Linked DNA regions of Homo sapiens: region 1 is linked to region 2. The links are chromatin contacts, found by Hi-C or POLR2A ChIA-PET in ENCODE. All regions are on one chromosome and are shown on one strand. Each heading gives the region's core, a stretch centred on a gene start or an enhancer-like site at or near the end of the contact. The rest is flanking DNA. Distances are from core to core; before and after follow the strand shown. Region 1 overlaps LOC107986454 (a long non-coding RNA gene). Region 2 has its middle 98 kb from the start of ARAP3.

The links. Hi-C counts contacts between places; a loop is a spot of excess contacts on that map. ChIA-PET counts read pairs that join two places held with the same protein, here RNA polymerase II (POLR2A). Pooled maps may share reads with other maps.
Region 1: POLR2A ChIA-PET joins it to region 2 with 11 read pairs in WTC11. The contact joins two enhancer-like sites. A Hi-C loop is called at or near these places in 1 of 50 pooled maps. POLR2A ChIA-PET finds 5 or more read pairs at or near these places in 5 of 52 experiments (H1, K562, PC-9 and 1 more).

What each region holds. Positions count from the first base shown.
Region 1 is chr5:141,820,753-141,823,756 of GRCh38, reverse strand. LOC107986454 (a long non-coding RNA gene) reads left to right here. Exons shown (of 3, transcript XR_001742906.2): 1 at 1-2,268. Among named protein-coding and RNA genes, the nearest start is that of PCDH1, 56 kb to the left of the region's middle. RefSeq lists an enhancer at 218-718. Within about 2 kb of position 1,468, at least 13 of the 41 ENCODE cell types and tissues checked have a DNase peak (open chromatin) inside an H3K27ac peak, as active enhancers do.
Region 2 is chr5:141,778,273-141,781,186 of GRCh38, reverse strand. No RefSeq gene overlaps it. Among named protein-coding and RNA genes, the nearest start is that of ARAP3, 98 kb to the right of the region's middle. Within about 2 kb of position 1,311, at least 7 of the 41 ENCODE cell types and tissues checked have a DNase peak (open chromatin) inside an H3K27ac peak, as active enhancers do.

The sequences.
Region 1 (3,004 bases), core at 219-2,718, 42 kb before region 2:
CCAGGCAAGAACTCACCTCTCATCTTTCTATTACCCCTAAAAGGAGGCTGTTTCAACGGGCTCAGCAACTCCCTCGGTTTGACCCCTGACACAAGCATGCCTGCTGAATCTACACCTGGACCTAAAGACTTGTAGAGTCCTTTCTGGGGCTGGATGTTCCCACAGGACAATTACCAGTCATGCATACAGAGCTTTGCTGCCCAAGGGGACTTTCTGAGGGCTGAATATTATTTACTTCAACTCTCCTTTGACAAGGCACCTGAGGCCCAGATGGGGAAAGTCACACAGGACTGTGATGGGGCCTGATCGAGATCTCCTGAATCTTCCCAGTGCTGCTTGCTGTGCTTTGTGGCCCTTCCTCTGGCTGTAACTGTAATCCCACCTATACCTTAGGTTGCACATGCTCATACAGCGCTTACCATGAGCCACCCTCTGAGGCAGGTACTGTTATGATTCCCATTTTACAGCTGGGGAGGCTGAGGCTCAGAGAGGTTAAATACTTCCCTAAGCTAGTATGTGGTCGAGCTAGAATTTGAAACCAGAATGTCCTGCCCCAGAATCTAGACTCCTAACCACTGGGCTGTGCTACCTCTCTTCTCTGGAAGCTTCACCTGTACCTGGACACATTTACCTTCACTTTCCTCTTCTCCTGTCCTTAGCTTTCACCACCACCTTCACAATTTCTCATTTCAGGCTAAGCCAGATAATCACCCCAGACACAAGGGCAGGCTCAGCACTGCTATCAAAATCCCTTTTCCTTTTATCTTCTCCATCACCATCTTAGCCTTATCGCGTTCACTATCATGATCAACTTCACCATTTATAAAGTCTCTAATTGCAAATGACTGTGTACCTATAGACCAATGCAGATCTAACCCCTGCCTTGGGATGGGAGGATGGGGCTTACAGTCAAACCAAACAGCAGTTTAAGCCACATATACTCCTCCCTTTGTAAGTAAAGGTACGAAACCAGAATGTGGAAGGCAGTCTTCTTCTTAAGAGATTTTTCTGCAATAAGATGGAGGTGGTGAAGGAGAAGTTTCGAACAGCCAAAGAGTGCCTGCTGAGGGAAATTAATCAATGGCCAAGAAGATTGCTTGTCATCTTTCAATATCTATAAGAAATAACGAGCCTCCAGAGAGGGAGCTAGAGCTCCAAGGGAAAAGAAGACCAGTGGGTACTCTGTCCAACTCATGCCTCTAAGGAGCTACAGGAGAAAGATGGAGCCATAGGCAGCTTCCACCCCTTTGGATGGTGGCCAACACCCATCTCCCCAGCCACAGTATCTCTCACAGCCCCTGGGGAAGCCAGAAGCAAGCAACACTGCCCAGGAGTTTTAAAACTGATTCTTCCCTTAAGCTCAAGTCCCACCCACCTCCCAACCCAGTGAGCTTGCTGGTTGGCTGTCCATGAGTGTTGGCTGCCAGATGTGCCATCATCCGGCACAGGATGTACAGGAAAGAGGGCAATGGCTTCCCGGACCAGAGTCTCCACCCAGAATTCCAGCCAAGGCCCCAGAGCTCCCAGGACCTGGAGAATTTGTTCCCCCTGGTTGTGTTTGGAATTGGCTGGTTTTCTGGGCACCAGGCCCAGCTCAGTTTAATTTTTGTTTATTTTTATGTACAGATTCTCTTCTGTTTGGGGATGAGCTTTGTGTAAATTATTATTATTTATATGATAAAGAATAAATCACACCAAATAAAAAAACCCACAATCTCTTTTTCTCAATAGAATTACTAAATTAGGGGCTGAAAGGAACAGCCGATATGCTGGGGTTTGGTTTCAGGAAGGCTTTGGACATGGATTCTCGCAAAACGTCTTAGTAAATGGGCTCTGTTATCCTGGATTTGATGCTACCCACAGTCCGCAGAGGCATAAGGGGCCTCCCAGAAAGATGGCAGTGGTTCAGGCCTAAGGGTGGCTTCCTGGCCCTCCAGACATCCCACCCCTGGAGAGATGAGTCGGGCATTTTGAAGTGATTCGCTAACTCAGAATGGGGAAAAAAAGGGAAAACAGGAGTTGGGGATTCTTGCCAGAACATGATCAAATGCCCTGAACTGGGGTGGGGGTAGGGTTCATAGGAGTTACTTGAATAGTGGCATTATTACATCAGGGAAAATGAGCCAATCATTTCTTTGCCTATTCATTAAATTTGCATGCTAAGACTCTATTGGTTGGAATGAAATGAGTCAGGAGGCAGGGATGCAGATGGGCAGAGGACCAGCTGGGCCTGGAAAGTGTCCCCAAGTGGCCCCCATCCCAGCCAGGGTAGGGAGAAGACCAATTCACCAAAAATACTGCACCCTCACCCCCTATCATCCACCTTTGGATAAAATTCTGTTTGGGAACTAGAGAAAGACACACCCAGGGCAAGAATCCATCCTGGGGCTAATATCCTAAAGACCAGATAGAGAAAAAAGTCAGCAATAGTTGTTTTTTGTTTGTTTTTGTTATTTTTGTTGTTGTTGTTTTAAATCTCCTAGGACCTCAGGCTACCAGAGATTTTTCTTTTTTTTTTTTTTTTGACGAAGTTTCGCTCTTGTTGCCCAGGCTGGAGTTCAATGGCGCAATCTCTGCTCACCGCAACCTCCGCCTCCCGGGTTCAAACGATTCTCCTGCCTCAGCCTCACGAGTAGCTGGGATTACAGGCATGCGCCACCACGCCTGGCTAATTTTGTATTTTTAGTAGAGACGGGGTTTCTCCATGTTGGCCAGGCTGGTCTCAAACTCCCGACCTCAGGTGATTCGCCTGCCTCAGCCTGCCAAAGTGCTGGGATTACAGGTGTGAGTCACCACACCTGACCAGCTACCAGAAAGTTTTAAAAAACATCTAGGCTGGGCGCGGTGGCTCATGCCTGTAATCCCAGCACGTTGGGAGGCCGAGGCGGACGGATCACTTGAGGTCAAGAGTTGGAGACCAGTCTGGCCAACATGGTGAAACCCTGACTCTATTAAACATACAAAAAATTAGCCGGGCATGGTGGCGCATGCCTGTAATCCCAGC
Region 2 (2,914 bases), core at 62-2,561:
GGTGCACCCAAATTTGAGAAGCCCTGTTCTGATGTATACAGTGTGTAGAGATGTGTGAGGTGGATGCATGTGCCATGTGAACATGGCCACGTGGACACACATGCGGGTGTCTGAGCATTGGAAACTGCAGCAGCAAAAGCCCAGGCAGAAATCAGGCCCCTGCCAGAGAGCCCAGGGGTGCCTGTTATTTGGAAGAAGGGGCTCAGGTCCAGCAGCAACTCCCCCATCATATCCACCTACCCCTTGGTGGCCACAAGACTCCACTACCTGGGATAAGAGGGGGCTGCTGTCCCTGCCAAGGCTTCCATAAAGTTGGCCTGTCAGCAGGATCTGCGGGGAGCTGCTAGTCTCATCCCTGACACTCCAGCGTGGCTGAAAGAGGGACTGCATCCTGGCCCCAGTACTCTAGGGATTTATAGTCCTAGGGACCCGTCCCGCTCCTCCTTGCTGCTCTTGGGCCTGAAGAAGTGAGTTTTCAGGGATTAACTGATTTAAGGAGGATTATGCAGGGCTAGGGGGAATGAATTATCAGCGGAGAGAACCGCAGCACCCACCTGCTGGAGCAGCCAGCAGTGCAGCATCACTGAGGCCTGCGGATGATATTTCAGGAGGAGGTGGGTAGGGTGAGAGAGACCCTTCAGGCTCTGAGGGTAGCTCCCAGGTGTGAAGGTGCTGCGTTGGGGAGGGGAGGGGAGGGGAGGGTAAAGGATAGGGGAGGAAAGGAGTCTGGGGAAGGAGGGGGCCGGTGGAGGAGGAGGATGAATAATTTGGTTAGGTAGAGGGGGAGGCCACAGGAGGGTGGATAGACTGATAGAAGGAAGGAAGGGAGGGAGAAGGGAGGGGTGGGTGAAGAGAGCACAGAGGGAGAAGCTCTGGATGGAGAGGGGAAGATAAGGAGAGGTGGGGATGCCAGGACAGTCGAATAAAGCAGTGCAATCTCAGGGGAGTCTGTAGGGAAGCTGGCGGGAGGGAAGTCACTAGGGAGTGGGGGCTCCATGCTTCGGGAGGAGGGGTGATGGGGGCCTCTCCCACCCTAGGCTAACCTGAGGGAAGGGGCATGGGCTTGAACTTCACAAGTAATCTTAGAAAAGTGAGCTGATTATTGAGTTTTGTATTTAACAAGACAAAAAAGTGGAAGGAGTATGAATAATTAGGAAGTAATGAAGACTTTGCAAAAATAGCATTTTATTTTTAAAAATTAGCAAAGAAAATATTGAGAACATGTGCAAATTGGCCATCTTGGCCAGGTGAGTGAGTCAGCAACCCCTGACAGCCCAGCTGGGCCTGGGGATGTGAGGAGGAAGCAGCCAGGCGGCCAAATCCTGCCAGAGAGTGGGTGGGGACGTTGACATCATTCACCTCCCCCCTGCTTCCCAGCCTGCGGCTTGGCTCACTCTGCTGGGGCACCTGGGACCCATTTGGGGGGAGACCGTGGCAGTCCCCAGCATGATGCTGACCTCAAACGTCTAGGCCCAAACCCCCAGCATCTCTTGCTTCCTTTAATTACCACTGGGGTCCTGTCATCCATTAATTTTGTGCAACCCTTTCTGAACTCCATTCTATTTTCAGCTTGTGAAGACCCCTTGGGGGTAACAAATTCCAGAAGTTGGACAGCAGCTGGTTAAAGCAGGACTTCCCTTTAGAAATCCTAAATTAAGTAACAACAGCTTTAGAAGGGACCTCCTGGTTCTGGGCTGATGCTTCCTTAGCAGTAACTTGGGAGGTTTGGGTCAACACTACCCCCTCGGCCCTCTGCAAGATTTCTAATAGCCCCTTTGCTCCTACATTCCAAATGTTCTGAGCTTTGAGGTCAGACAGATTTAGGCCCAAACAGGGACTCTACCACTTCCTGGTTGTGTGACCTTTAGCAAATCACTTATCTTTCTGTCTTCAGTGTTTCCATCTGAAAAATGATAAATAATCATACCTTCTATTTCCAAGATTGTTGGGACATGATAAAATAATGTATGCAAATCAACTCAAATAGTTCTTGGCACATGGTAAGTGGGAGCTCTGTGGAGCACCCACTCTGTGCCAAATGCTGTTCTACGGGCAGGTGATAGAATACGACAGGGAGGCCCCTGCCCTCAGGGAGCTTCCATCCCAGGAGGATGCTGGAGATGACCATAGGCCCGGAAGCAAATCAGTGGGGGATTCCAAAGAGTGATCTGAGCTATGAGGACAATGAAAAGGTCACGGGCAGGTGGGGGATAGATGGCTCATCAGGGAAGGCCTTTCTGGTAAAGTGACATTTGGGCTGTGACATGTGAGCTGAGAAGAAGCCAGATGAGTGTGGATGTGGAGGAGGCATTCTTGTGAGTAGTCTCAGGATTTGTGCGATCCCAGGGGAGTCTGTAGGGAAGCTGGCTGGAGGGAAGTCACTAGGGAGTGGGGGCTCCCTGCTTAGGGAGGAGGGGTCACGGGGGCCTCTCCCACCCTAGGCTAACCTGAGGGAAGGGGCATGGGCTTGAACTTCACAAGTAATCTGAGGAACTACTTACAAATCCTGAGATTTGTAAGTAGTTCAGGGCCACATTTTTTGCATCCTGAATGGTTTCATAGAATTGGACTCCTTGCCCCTCATCCCAACTCTTTATCTCAGGTTTCCCCTGTCTCTGCGCTTAGAGTCCTCTTGTCTGTTAATGGGTCCCGGGTCTGGGAAAGTGGTAGAGCAAACGGGGCTAAGAGCCCCGCCTCCTCCTTCCCTCACTCCCTCACTCCCACACGGTCCCTCCCGTGGTTCTCCTGCCGCCTCGCTGGCTGCCCAGGGTGATGGATGCCTCCTTGCAGGGCTGAGTCATGTGTGCCTCTTGCAAGCTCTGGGCAACATCTCTGTTACTGCTGTGCTCCCTGCTCCACTCCCCTGTGGGAAGGCAGATTTATAGGGGTTTTCCCCGGGGACTGCACGTGCATC